2 separate regions of the Homo sapiens genome follow, and region 1 is linked to region 2. The links are chromatin contacts, found by Hi-C or POLR2A ChIA-PET in ENCODE. All regions are on one chromosome and are shown on one strand. Each heading gives the region's core, a stretch centred on a gene start or an enhancer-like site at or near the end of the contact. The rest is flanking DNA. Distances are from core to core; before and after follow the strand shown. Region 1 overlaps TNPO3 (transportin 3). Region 2 has its middle 18 kb from the start of TNPO3.

What was found. A loop is a pair of places that touch in the nucleus more often than their neighbours do. ChIA-PET counts read pairs that join two places held with the same protein, here RNA polymerase II (POLR2A). Pooled maps may share reads with other maps.
Region 1: a pooled map shows a loop between it and region 2 (2.3-fold over the local background). The contact joins two enhancer-like sites. A Hi-C loop is called at or near these places in 1 of 37 single-sample maps with no recorded cell type and 5 of 50 pooled maps. POLR2A ChIA-PET finds 5 or more read pairs at or near these places in 6 of 52 experiments (GM12878, HepG2, OCI-LY7 and 3 more).

What each region holds. Positions count from the first base shown.
Region 1 is chr7:128,962,015-128,969,684 of GRCh38, reverse strand. It overlaps TNPO3 (transportin 3), which reads left to right. Exons shown (of 23, transcript NM_012470.4): 21 at 2,293-2,405. Among named protein-coding and RNA genes, the nearest start is that of IRF5, 28 kb to the right of the region's middle. RefSeq lists enhancers at 6,122-6,421, 6,542-6,651. Within about 2 kb of position 6,169, at least 3 of the 41 ENCODE cell types and tissues checked have a DNase peak (open chromatin) inside an H3K27ac peak, as active enhancers do.
Region 2 is chr7:129,069,065-129,076,230 of GRCh38, reverse strand. No RefSeq gene overlaps it. Among named protein-coding and RNA genes, the nearest start is that of TNPO3, 18 kb to the right of the region's middle. RefSeq lists an enhancer at 3,386-3,495. Within about 2 kb of position 3,395, at least 4 of the 41 ENCODE cell types and tissues checked have a DNase peak (open chromatin) inside an H3K27ac peak, as active enhancers do.

The sequences.
Region 1 (7,670 bases), core at 4,920-7,419, 110 kb after region 2:
CCCTTTGGATTTCTTTGAACCAGATCCTTTATCACCCACCTAAGGATGGAGTTGTTTTTTTAAAGCTATCTAATAATGCCCAAGTAATTTCAGTACTGGGCCACATGACCATAACTCAGGTTATGTGTACTGTGTGAAAGTTGAGTAGAATGGTAAAGTATAATATAACCTGAAATCATTTTTAAAATGGAATTTATAATTTTTAATATTACTGTAAAAGCAGTTCAGGAAAGTACTCATTGGGACCTAGTTAAAGTGAGCTGTCTTACAGAACCACAGAATATAAAATTGATAATAATAATATATAACAGATAGTACCTATTCCTCTCTGGTTCAATACACATGTTCCATTTCAACCTGATAGAGTAGCATATTTGTTTTTCTAAAGAAAAGTACTTTTTGAGCCTCCAGGAATCAGCAAATTTAATTCAAAAGTCCTTGACCTGAGGGAAAAAGTCTTCATACTCTGCTTAAACTTTTTTACAAATACATTTGGTTCCCAAGTAACAGAAAACTTATGTAAATCTAACTTTATGAAAACATTCTTGATTGTAAGCATATTGTTAAGTGCGAACAACAACAACAAAAAATGAGAACAAGAAGTTTGGACAGGAATAGAAACCAGGTAGCCATGTACTCTAAGGAGTGTACTGTATATCAGCCAGACACAATGGCTCATGCCTGTCTTCCCAATACTTTGGGAGACCAAGGCAGGAGGATCACTTGACGCCAGGAGCTTGAGACTACCAGCCTGGGCAACATAGACCCCATCCCTACAAAAAAAAAAAAAATTTTTTTTCTTTTTAATTAGCTGGGTGTGGTGGCATACATCTATAGTCCCAGCTACTCAGGAGGGTGAGGTAGGAGGATTGCTTAAGCCCAGGAGTTCCAGCCTGCAGTGAGCTATGATCATGCCACTGCACTCCAGTCTGAGCTGCATAGCAAGACCCTGTCTCAAAAAAGAAAAAGTTTGCTATATAACAACTATTATGTATTTTTAAGAATTAAGGAGCTGTTATGTATCCATAATTAAGAAATGCTTAGTACTTCATGAGCATTTATAATACTTTTGCTCTGGCCTATTATGGCCATAAATGAATATGATGGGAAAATATATAATGTAAAAAAAATTAGGTATAAAAGAGTAATTTTACAGCCCAAAACTATGACTGAAGTATACATTCCACTTAAGAAAGGGATGAAGAAATATTAGTGCTGACCCAAAGGACAACAATTAAACTGAAAATAAGAACCCAGAGGAAGTCTGTAGAATTTTTATTTTAGAAAGGAAGGAAGTAAAGGGAGTAGACAATTTTTGTGCATAGAAAAGGCATAAAGAGAATTCTTAGATATACTTATATAAAAAATATATAAGTAAATTAAACAGCAACAAGAGCAAGGTTTTTTAACACAAAGAACAGGCAGATATCACAAAGGAACTGAATGGATAGGACTTATTCTGAGAGAGATGGCCTTAAAATCCTTAAGATTCTGGACTCATATGTCTCATATGTATACTTTCTGACATGGTGGCTTAGTATACTTTTTGCCCCTGCTCTTTCAGGTATCTGAACCTTTACTCTGGATCACTTTTGATCTTTAAGCTCAAGAGTTTTTGGAAATCTGTTTAATTTTAAAAATATACTGGTCAAGTGCTTACACCTGTAGTTCCAGCACTTTGGGAGGATCTCTTGAGCCCAGGAGTTTGAGACCAGTCTGGGCAACATAGAAAGACTCCTCATCTCTTAAAAAAAAAAATTGTTTTTAATTAGCCAGGCATGTTGATGGACTTCTGTAGTCTGAGCTACCTGGGAAGCTGAGGTGGGAGGATCACTTGAGGCTGGAAGGTCAAAGCTGCAGTGCACTGCACGCCAGCCTGGGCAACAGAGTGAGACCCTATCTCAAAAAAGAGAGAGCGAGTGTGTGTGTGTGTGTGTGTGTGTGTTCATGTTCGCATGTGTGCATATGTATATATGTCATATACGTTATGACAGGAACAAAACAATAGCCTCATCCCGAAGAAACTTCACTTCTAAGGTGTAGAAAGTCGTTTTCTGAAATGATGCCCGCTGCCCCTTTGAAGGGAAGTCTAGGCATGCATATGCAGACTGCATCAACCCAGAGGGTTTGAAGGGCTAATGAGAGCACTTTTGTTGATTCCTTTACTTGCTCCCAAGTGTAGGGAAGTAAATGCTACTAAGGAAAATTTGTGGGGTTTTGTTAGTATCTGTAGGGTCTCAGGTGAGTAAGCTATGCTTCCTTTTAAAACTCTTACCCCTCTTTCCTATACAGACTTTTTGTCGATGGTTAGAAAATTCCTTAAAAGGTTTGCCAAAGGAAACAACCGTGGGAGCCGTCACAGTGACACACAAACAACTTACAGACTTCCACAAGCAAGTCACTAGGTGAGTGATACTGGGGGTTCTTAAGGAGGTGTGGGATGTGGGAAGAAACATATCTTTATTTCTTATGTGCCCTTGGGAAATGGACAATTTATAGTTTGTTTAACCTTGAATTGCACAAATTGGCATTGGAAGCCAATCTGGTGGGAAAACATTCACCATGCTGTGTATGTATGTACATATATTTAACATATGTGATAACTGGTATAAGATTTTTTAACGGTAAGTGGAGGCACTGTTTCTCCCAAAGGAAAATGCACTGAGCAGCTCACTCCCCGTCAGGAGATCTGTCTATATTTTTCTAAGTCCTTCTGAGTTTTCATCCACATTCGGGGGTCAGGAATGTAGGTACCTGAGTAAGGCAAAGCATTGGTTATAAAACATCAGAAAGTGATGTAGATGACAGTGAATTGGAGAATGTTCACCATGCCTAAAGATAGTCAAATTCTAATTTCAAAGAAGTTGTGTAGTCCAAACAGAACATCTGCCTGGGATACATTAGGCCCATGAGGAACTTACAATCTCTGGATTACAGCCTAAAATGTAAAGTGTGTGTGTTTTTTTTACTGTGAACATATAAATATTTTTAATACAGTTACATAGTCTTCCTAATTATTGTTTTATAGCCATAAAGGTGTTACTTGATTTCCTTATAATGCCTCTATTAGTAGACATTTAGATCATTTTTCAGTTTTTTAGTATTACAGATAATGTCAAAAATAGAGCCTTTTCCTTCTACTGAATATTTTCCTTTAAAATGTAATCACCGAATCAAAGGTTATGAGACTTATGGTCTTAATGGTAATGACAGCAACTTAAGTTGGATTTTATAGCTAAGTGTTCCTTTGCCCTGATAGTCTTTTTGTATCTAGAGTCTTTAGAGTTTTGTCTAAATTTTAGACAATGACTTATAATCATACAGTGTGGAAAGATATATGGGTCAAAGAAGGAATGTTATAGCAAGGTTAGTAGTAGTGAAAAAACTGGAAATATTCTAATTGCCCATCAATAGAGAAAAGTTAAATAATTAACAGAAGCTTATACTAGTAAATAGTCCCAAAGATGAACAAGGAAGAAGAAATATGTGATAATACGGAAAAATATACAAGATAAATTGTAAAGGTTAAAATAACAGTATTACATAACCTAACTTGAGCTTTTAAAATAATTTGAAAATTTTTTAACTGTTATAAAAATACACATAACATGAAATTTACAGTATTAACCATTTTTATAAATGCATAGTTCAGTAGGGTTAAGTATATATTCATGTTGTTGCACAACCAATCTCAAGAACTTTTTCATCTTGTAAAACTAAAACTATACCCATTAAGCAACAATTCTCCATTCTCCCCTCTCCCCATCTCCTGGCAATTAACTTCGTACTTAATGTTTGAGTCTGACTACTCTAGATACCTCATATAAGTGAGATCATACAGATTTGTCTTTTTGTGATTAGCTTACCTCACTTAGTATAATGTCCTTAGGATTCATCTATGTTGTAGCGTGTGCCAGAATTTTCTTCCATTTAAAGGCTAAATAATAGTCCATTGTATGCATATACCACATTTTATTTATCCTTTCATCTGTTGATGGCCATTTGGGCTGCTGTTGTGAGTAAGGCTGCTATAAACACAGGTGTACAAATATCTCTTTCAGCCCCTGCTTTCAATTCTTTTGGATACCCAGAGGTAGAATTGCTGGATCATATGGTGATTCTATTTAATCTTCTTTAATTTTTTTAAGAACCATCATACTGTTTTCCATAGCAGCTGCACCATTTTACATTCCCACTAGCAGTGCACAAAGTTCCAATTTCTCCACATCCTCACCAACACTTGTTATTTTCTGGGTTTTTGAGAGTAGCCATCTTAGCATTTCACACCAAGTGTGAAGTGATATCTCATTGCCGTTTTCATTTGCATTTCCCTAATGATTAGTGATGTTGAGCATCTTTTCATATGCTTATTGGCCATTTGTTTTGTCTTCTTGGAGAAATGTCTATTCAAGTGCTTTGCCTATTTAAAAATTGGGTTTCTTTTGTTGTATAGTTGCAGGAGTTCCTTTTATATTTGGGATATTAATTCCTTATCAGGTACATGATTTGCAAACATTTTCCTCCATTCTTTAGGTTGCCTTTTCATTCTGTTGATTGTGTCCCTTGATGCACAGAAGTTTTTAATTTTGTTGTCGCCTAGTTTATCTGTTTTGCTTTTGTTGTCTGTTTGGTGTCATATCTAGGAAATCATTGCCAGATTTCATGTCATGAAGTTTTCCGCCTAGGTTTTCTTGTAAGAGTTTTACAGTTTTAGGTCTTATATCAGGTCTTTGATCCTTTTTGAGTTAATTTTTGTATGTGGTATTAGGTAAGGGTCCAGCCTCTTTCTTTTGCTTGTGGATATCCAGTTTTCCCAGCACCATTTGTTGAAAAGACTGTCCTTTCTGCACTGAATGGTCTTGACATCCTTGTTGAAAATCATTTGACCATATACAGGAGAATTTATTAATGGGCTCCCTGTTCTATTCCATTGGTCTATGATGTATTTCTTTATGTCAATACCATGCTGTTTTGATTACTGTGGCTTTGTAATAAATTTTAGAATCAGGAATATGAGGCCTGCAATGTTCACTTTAAAGATTGTTTTGGTGGCCAGGCGCGGTGGCTCACGCCTGTAATCCCAGCACTTTGGGAGGCCGAGGCAGGCAGATCACGAGGTCAGGAGATTGAGACCATCCTGGCTAAAACAGTGAAACCCCATCTCTACTAAAGACACAAAAAATTAGCCGGGCGTGGTGGTGGGCACCTGTAGTCCCAGCTACTCTGGAGGCTGAGGCAGGAGAATGGCGTGAACCCGGGAGGTGGAGCTTGCAGTGAGCCGAGATTGCACCACTGCACTCCAGCCTGGGCGACAGAGCGAGGCTCCGTCTCAAAAAAAAAAAAAAAAAAAAGATTGTTTTGGCCACTTGGGGACCCTTGAAATTCCATATGAATTTTAGGGTAGATTTTTCTGTACAAGAGGTTGTTGGGATTTTGATGGGGATTGTATTGAATCTATAGATTGCTTTGAGTAGTATTGAAATCTTAACAATATTAAATCTCCAAATCGACAAATACAGTATATTGTTCCATTTATTGGTGTCTTTAATTTCTTTCAGCTACATTTTGTAGTTTTCAGTGTATAAGTTTTTCACCTCCTTGGTTAAATTTTTTCATAAGTTTTTTTTATGCTATTGTAAACGAACCAACTTGTACTTTAAAGAGCTGTTTTATTATAAATTATACACATACACAGAGGCTACTTTCTGCACAGTAAGTTTTCAGAAAGATATATAAGTGAGACTAGGAGGGGAAGGGAGGCTTTTCTTTTCGTTTCATAACTTTCTGCACTATGTGCACTTTTTTATGAGCATAAATTACACTTTTATGGGTAAAATCAGATATAGAAGGGAAAGAAAATGAACTTTAAGCAGTGGTACAAGAGCTAGTTGTCTTTTCTCAGAATTGATTTCTTAATGTCACTTTCCAAAATAGTTTACTTTCTCATCTTCTGGAATGTCTCCAGCAATTTTGTTAATGTTAAAATCCCAAACCATGGAATGCTATTATTTTATAGTTCACTAAGTGGCTTAAGTAGTAAGCCCAGTATGCCCCAGAAATAACTCACTTTTAGCCATAGATCAAGTGACATGCATGACTGAAAAATAGCATGTGACCCTTCATGACACATTTTGCCAGAAGTGGGGATTTCCCCTCCACTGGGTAGGCATATATTGACTGGGGTGACCTTAAAAATTCTTTGATTGCTTTTACTATGAATCTTCTCAGTAGAAGTAGTATTCTGTCTACAAGCTGTTTCAGGGGAAAGAAGTGTAGTAGTTGCTTCTCTCTGCTTCTGTTTTGCATTATTCCATTCAGTGCTGGTTACAGTATAAGGGCAGGATCGTATTGGCTCTAATTTTCCTAAAGCAAATGGGAACCTAGGGGAAACCCTCCAAAGATGGGGTTTGGAGTCAAGTATGTTGGTTTGAATCTTGCCACATACCCTATTACTTTGAACTTCAGTTTATTTATCAAGTGAAATAGGGTTAGTACTACCAGTCTCATAAGGTTATTATGAGATACCAAATGGAAATCTAAAGAAGATCTTGCACATAGTATGTGATCAGTGAATGTTAACTCCTTTCTCCTTGGAGGAGAAACTTCTAGAATGTCATTATGTACTTGCAAAACTAGCTGGGGCATGTCTCCTGTTGACTCTAAGGCAGCCACCCACACATTCTGGAATCCCACACATTGTAGAATAAGTCTTTGTCAAGCCCTCTTTCCCTCAGTGGGACTAATATATGACAGATAAAATAATATGGTAAGTCTGAAATCAAGGTCATAGATATCCTTTCCTAATTTAGGATAAATCTTGGGGCAAGGAAAAGAGACCTAAGTAAAGCAGTGCTGTGGGGGAAAAAAAAAACCTGTTATCTTTGTCCTGTGATATGGGAAAATAAGGTGCACCACCAACCTGACCTACTTGATCTTCCATTGCTAAACAAGTTTTGCAGCTCTTCCTATAGCAGGCTGTAACATATGTAACATAGTGGTGGGAAATGAACAGAAGTAAGAGCTAATGTAGAGGTGCTAGAGAAAGGACTTGAGATTGCTCATCCCCTCTTAGTAATTCTCTTCCTCTAGAATGCCTGTAGTAGACAAGACAGAAAGCCCTTGAACTTTCTGTCCCATGCATGACTCAGTCTCCCTTTTGATTTTAAGGTCCGTAACACCTGCCTCAACATGCTACTTTGTTTGCCATTCTGGCAGAGAGGGTGAACTGGTTTAGTTTCATTTCAGCAAGTCCAAGCCTGCTTTTCACATGGTACTGGTAATTAATTCCCTAGCTTTTTTTTTTTTTTTTTTTTGAGACGGAGTCTCGCTCTGTCGCCCAGGCCGGACTGCGGACTGCAGTGGCGCAATCTCGGCTCACTGCAAGCTCCACTTCCCGGGTTCACGCCATTCTCCTGCCTCAGCCTCCCGAGTAGCTGGGACTACAGGCACCCGCCACCGCGCCCGGCTAATTTTTTGTATTTTTAGTAGAGACGGGGTTTCACCTTGTTAGCCAGGATGGTCTCGATCTCCTGACCTCATGATCCATCCGCCTCGGCCTCCCAAAGTGCTGGGATTACAGGTGTGAGCCACCGCGCCTGGCCAATTCCCTAGCTTTTTTAGTTGGTCAACTTGAAGAAAGCTGGGACGTTTCAGTCTAAAATAACATTCTT
Region 2 (7,166 bases), core at 2,146-4,645:
GAAATATCCCTTAAGCCAGGCTTCCATCCTGAATTCTACACACAAGATGAAGAGAAGAGATTCTTTTACTCCTTCCAGAAAGGGGTGAAAGAAGGAAAGAGGAAGCTAATAGGAACAGAAAAGCTGTGACCTGCCCATGTGACCATTCCCTGCCACCTCCAAATGGTCACCAAGCATTTCCAGAAATACCTCATGAATGCTCTGAGTTGCTCCATCTACATGATAGGGAGTTCTACGTGGGATTCCTTGCAAGCAGCTCTGATGGCAGGAGGGGAGACCATGGGAAAAGGAGCACTGGGGCTGGCAGAAATCTACAAGGATAGTTTTGGATTTCGACAGCCTGTGGCCTTAGCAGGGAATCTGTGTAAACTCTGCCGGGAATCCCAAGAAATGAGGCAGTGAAGGAGTGGGGGTGGGGTCTCTGCTAACTTCTGGTATGTGCATGCATGTATAAATATAAAAATATCTTTTTTTTTTTTTTTTGAGACAGAGTCTCACTCTGTCACCCAGGCTGCAGTGCAGTCGCATGATCTCAGCTCACTGCAACCTCTGCCTCCCGGGTTCAAGCGATTCTCCTGCCTCAGCCTCCCGAGTAGCTGGGACTCTAGGCACATGCCACCACGCCTGGCTAATTTTTGTATTTTTTAATAGAGATGGGGTTTCACCATATTGGCCAGGCTGGTCTCGAACTCCTGACCTCGCGATCCACCCACCTCAGATTCCCAAAGTGCTGGAATTACAGGTGTGAGCCACCACACCCTGCCAATATAAACATATCTTAAAATTTGCATGTAACTGGAACCACATTACATATGGTTAGAGAGGCCATTTTCCACTCAGCCGTATGTCAGCAAATATACAATATTTCATGAAACATAATATGCTATCACCTGTTAAATGCCCTATAAGTTTAGGTGCCATTAAGAAAGAAAAAAATGCTGCCAAATAAACTGCGATATGCCATGGAATGTAACAACTGTGAAAAAGCATAAAATAATCATTTTAGAATTGGTGGCATATGGTAGTATGCATCATTCTTTGTCATGACTGCATAGTATTTCACTCTGTGGATGTTTCAGAATTTAACTACCTGTCCATAGGTGTACATAGTGTTTCCATTTTTCACTTATGTGGGCAATACATTGTCAAATAATCTTGTACATCTATCATTGCTCACTTGTCAGATTACCTAGTTGGAATAAATTCCTAGGAATGTAGTTTTGAGGGTCAGAGGTTACAGATATTCAAAATTTTGGCATAGATTGCTAGAATTCCCCTCAGCACTCCAAGATGACACCCTTTCCCGCACAACCTTGATAACATAGACAAATCTTTTTCAATATGCAAACTGTTTCCAATATAATTGAAAAGTGCTGCCATTTTGCTCTTTACTTGCATTTTCATTGACTACTGGTGAGGCTTAACATCTTTTCATGTATCTATTAGTCTTTTGTGTTTCTTTAGGAGCCTGTTCATATCCCTCATAAGAACTGCTTTTTACTTAACTATTTATTTATTGACACAGGGTCTTGCTCTGTTATCCAGGCTGGAGTGCAGTGGCGCAATCACAGCTCACTGCAGCCTGGACCTCCCAGGCTCAAGCAATCCTAGAGCTGCCTTTTGAAAAGGAGACCACACATAGGCAGTTATAGTAGGCAAATTAGTGATTCTTCAAGAGGAAAGCAGCAGAGTCATAGAAAACAAAGAACACCAAATAGGACAAATGTGTTTTTTATTTATTTTTGAATTCAGAAACTGTGGTGAAATGAGCAGAATTGCCTGGAAGCTGCTCTGGAAGCTCATTCAAGGTTACCTGGGCCAGCCAGCTGGAACTGCAAGTAAGCCTATTCCTGGTGGAAGGAGCTCAGCCTCCACAGCATGGGCAGACTCCCTCCTCACACAGGGTGACTGCACCTTCCCACAGGCCCAAGGTCTCCAAATACTGGGAAGCAGGAATTCCTCCCATCTCCTCTGAACCCCTGGCACCCTACATCCAAGCTGCCCAGCACCCAAACCACTCATGTGTTCCCTACTCACAGACTGGTTTCTTACATTTATTCCCTAACTAATACAGCAGAACATGGACCTATCCTGCAGATCCAGCTGAGACCCTGACCTTCACATACTTCTCTATGGGACGGAGAATAGAATGGGAGACTCCTGCTTCCCCTTTGCTTGTTGACCCAGCCTTGTAAGATTTCACTTTCCCTAATAAAACCCAATCCGTAGCCCACGCAGAGTGACATATTAAAATTCATCCTAAATCCTGGAACACATGGGCAATGACCCATAAAGGCCAATGTGCCATGACAGAAACACTAAGAGTCATATCGTCCATCACTCTGTCTCAGTTCCTGTTTATTGTTGGCCAGAGAACTAGGATGATCCTCTGAGCAGACATGTCCTTGGAGGATAATTAAATGGGAACTATATAAATATTTCCATAAATTAAACCAAGGAAGTGTATTAAGTTCAGCTGAATCTGGATACCAACTGCTTCCTTTGACCACATCAGAAAGTCTCCTTTTAAAAGACATTAAAAAAGTTTTTAAATAACTTTTGCCAGGCACAGTGGCTCATGCCTGTAATCCCAGCTACTTGGCAAGCTGAGGTGGGAGGATGGCTTCAGCCCAGGTGTTCAAGGCTGCTGTGAGCTATGACTACACCACTGCACTCCAGCCTGGGTGACAGAGGCCATATGTCTTTAAAAAAAAAAAGACAGAGAAAATTACTTTTTATTGTGGCAAAATAAAAAAAGGTATAATATAAAATTCACTATCTTCACAATTTCTAAATGTACAGTTCAGTGTTAAGTATATTCGCATTGTCAGCAAACCAAAACTGGGTCCATTTGCCAGCATGCAACAGAAAGCCAAACACCAAAACACACAGTTTTTGCAGTGAGAAAGGTTTGTGAGTTGACAGACAAAGAGACAGGAAGAAATGTTCAAATCTGTCTCCTGGAGCTGGAGGCTGGGTTGGATTTTAATTAGCATAGGGTAATGAGGAGTGATCTGACTAGATCCTGCCATAGGGTCACCCCAGAGCTCAATCTGATTGGATCATGGGTCCTGCCATGGTGTCTGCTTTTATTTTTATTTTTATTTTTTATTTTAGAGATGGGATCTCACCATGTTGCCCAGGCTGGTCTCGAACTCCTGGGCTCAAGTAATCCTTCTGCCTCGGTCTCCCAGAGTGCTGGGGTTACTGGCGTACACCACCAGCGCCCAGCCTGGTGTTTGCTTCTTAATTCAGCCTGGTTCCTTGGTCCGAGCACTTAGTTCCCATTCATGGTTGCACACGATGTTCATCCGGGCATTGCCCCCTCCAACCTGCAGGGCCATGACCACTGAAAAACAACTCACAACTTTGCTACATAGAAGTTGAACCAGATTGGTGTAATGTGGTTACAACATCGCTGTGCAGCCAGTCCTCAGAACTCCCTCATCTTGCAAAACTGAAACTCTGTACAAATCAACTCTCCATTTTCCCCTCCCCTCGGCCCCTGGCAACTGCCATTCTACTTTGTTTTTGTGAATCTGACTATTCTAGTTACCTCCTATGAGTGGAACCAAATAATATTTGTCTTTTTCCGACTGGTTTATTTCACTAGTATAATGTCCTCGGTTCATCCGTATTGTTGCATGTGTCAACATTTCCTTCCTTTTTAAATGGACTGTGGTGATGGTTGCACATTTCTGTGAATATACTAGAAACCACTGAGTTGTAATACTTTAAGTGGGTGAATTGTATGGTGTGTGAATTATATCACAATTAAGTATGGTGTGTGAATTATATCACAATTAAGCTGTTTAGGGGAAAAAAGGGAGAATTTGTTAGAAAGATACAGACTCATGTAACCCAAAGACAGGGACTGGGCCTGCTGGATGCTCACAGGCTGGGTGGGGACTCTGGGGAGGATGCTGAACTAAGCTCTCTGGTTCAGCCCTCTGGCCCAGAGCAGGGGTCCTCACCATTAGTCAAGCCCCTAACCTGTAGTGTCGGTACCACCTGGGAATTCCTTAGAAAAGCAGATCCTTGGGCCACACCCCAGGCCTCGTGACTCAGAAACTCTAGCAGTGGGACTCAGCAGACTGTGGGGTTTTTTTTTCTTTCTTTCTTTCTTTCTTTTTTTCCTTGAGACAGTGTCTCGCTCTGTCACCCAGGCTGGAGCGCAGCAGCGTAATCTCAGTTCACTGCAACCTCCTCTGCCTCCTGGGTTCAAGTGATTCTCTTGCCTCAGCCTCCCAGGTAGCTGGGATTACAGGTGCCCACCACCATGCCCAGCTAATTTTTGTTTAGTAGAGACGGGATTTTGCCATGTTGGCCAGGCTGGTCTCAAACTCCTGACCTCAGGTGATCCACCCACCTTGGCCTCCTAAAACGCTGGGATTACAGGGGTGAGCCAGCGTGCCCAGTTTAGCAATCTGTGTTTTGACAAACTCTCCAGGTGCTGGTGATGGAGGCTCACATCTGAGAATCCCTGGCCCAGACCACTGCGGGAAATTGGGGAAAGTTTCCATCTCACCTCTGCTCTGCATGTGCGTTTCCTCTCTTGTTGCAGACAAGCTGTCTTCCACTGACCATTCACCTCCACATCCCTGCAAAAGTCTTCACGGTAGAAAATGACCACAGACAATTCCTAAGTTGAAATCTCTTTTGGGGCCGGGTATGGTGGCTTACACCTGTAATCCTAGCATTTTGGGCGGCCAAAGCGGGCGGCTCACTTGAGGCCACGAGTTTGAGACCAGCGTGGCCAACATGGTGAAACCCCATCTCTACTAAAAATACAAAAATTAGCTGGGCGTGGTTGCAGACACCTGTTATCCCAGCTACTCAGGAGGCTGAGGCAGAGAATCACTTGAACCTGGGAGGCGGAGGCTGCGGTGAGTCGAGATCTCACCACTGTACTCCAGCCTGGGTGACAGAGCAAGACTCCATCTCAAAAAAACAAAAACAAACAAACAACAACAAAAAAACTCTTTTGGAGCACAAGGCAACCTGAGACGGGCATCTAGTTCCAGTTGCAAATTCCCAGGGAGGAACTCAGGTGATCCGGCTTGCATCAGCAACTTCCTCCAGGCTTTTCCTAGTATATCCCTAAATGGAGGAAGGCTGGGCTGGGAAGGCCTAGATCCCAGAAAAGGCATGAGGGAAACAGAAAAAAAAAAATTTTATCTCTTAGGGAAGACACTACAAGAAAATCTAGGATGACCAATCATCTGTGTTTGCCTAGGACTTCCCTGCATTTGGCGCTGAAAATCTCATGTCAGGCCTGGTGCGGTGGCTCATGCCTATAATCCCAGCACTTTGGGAGGCCAAGGCGGGTGGATCACGAGGTCAGGAGATTGAGACCATCCTGGCTAACACGATGAAACCCCGTCTCTACTAAAAATACAAAAAATTAGCCGGGCGTGGTGGTGGGCACCTGTAGTCCCAGCTACTAGGGAGGCTGAGGCAGGAGAATGGCATGAACCCTGGAGGCGGAGCTTGCAGTGAGCCAAGATGGCACCACTGCACTCCAGCCTGGGCGACAGAGTGAGACTCCGTCTCAAAAAAAAAAAAGAAAAAAAAAAAAAGAAAATCACATGTCCTGGAAAACCCCTCAGTCCTAAGCAAATAACAATTGGTCATATAAGAACTGAAAAGCTGGCCGGGTGTGGTGGCTCACGCCTGTAATCCCAGCGCTTTGAGAGGCTGAGGTGGTTGGATCACTTGAGGTCAGGAGTTCAAGACCAGCCTGGCCAACATGATGAAACCCTGTCTCTACTAAAAATACAAAAATTAGCTGGGCATGGTGGCGGGCACCTGTAGTCTCAGCTGCTCCAGAGGCTAAGGCAGGAGAATCGCTTGAACCCAGGAGACGGAGGTTGCAGTGAGCTAAGATCACGCCATTGCACTCCAGCCTGGGGTGACAAGAGCAAGACTCCATCTCACAAAAAAAAAGAAAGAAAGAAAGAAAAAAGAAATGAAGAGCCAGCTGGGCATGGTGCCTCATGCCTGTACTCCCAGTGCTTTGGGAGGCTGAGGCGGGAGGATTGCTTGAGTTCAGTTCAAGACCAGCCTGGGTAACATAGGAAGATCTTGTCTCTGCAAAAAAATTTAAAAATAAGCCAGGCATAGGGGCATGCACCTGTGGTCCCAGCTACTTGGGAGGCTGAGGTGGAGGATTGCTTGAACCCAGAAGGTCAAAGCTTCAGTGAGCTGAGATCTTACCATTGTCCAGCTTGGGTGACAGAGCAAGACCCTGTCTCAAAAAAGCAACCAAAAACCTGAAGAGCCATGGGGTATGTATGCTTTGACTCTTAAGAAGCGCATGAAAGGAAGAAGAGTTGATGAGATTCTCAGCTAAGGGCATGTGGAGATGTTTAATGTATTTTTGGCTACTGCTATGACTGGGGTGTGTTAGTGACAGGCTGCAGTGCTTCCTTGCACAAGGAAGAATTCCCCCGAATGCCAGTGGCTCTCCCGTTGAGAAACTCTTCTGTAACAAAATGAAGGCATGGCTATCAACACAGTTGCACATTAGAATCACCGGGGAGCTGTAAAATACCTAGATTGGCACTCCAGACCTAGCCCCAGAGTTTCTGATTTGATTGCTCTAGGAAGGCACCCAGGCATTGGTATTTTTAAAAGTCCCCCAGGTGATTTCACCTGCAATGGGTTGATAGCCGTGATTAAGAATCAGAGTGACAACCAGAGAGGAATGAGTCCTGGAAGTTGGAGTCCTGGAAGGTGAGGATTTGGGCATTGGAGGAAGAGGGAAATTGGAGGCTGCAGAGAGATCTAGAACGCTGGAGGACATTGATGAGGGCTTTGAGTTTGTTCAGGGAAAGAGCCTCTGGGGTCTAAATGCAGTGGTGTGGAACCAGAGCAGGTACGTACTCAGTACCCACTAAGCAGAGTGACAGGGAGGGGGAGAGTTATGAGTGGATGTAAATATCTAAATTCTTCAGGAAGCAATAGCTGGCTGCCAAGCAGTTTGGCCCCAGGAAGCAGGAAGCTGCAGGCAGTGTGGTAATGTGACAGTGGTCTAGGGTGCTTGGCTGGTGGGGTAGCCAAGACTTTGTCTTGTTTCCTGACTTGGTAACTCATTAAATACACGATTCTTCCGATGTTCCAAAGGGCTATTGGGTTTTGGTAAAAATCTGTAAATTATTTCCCTT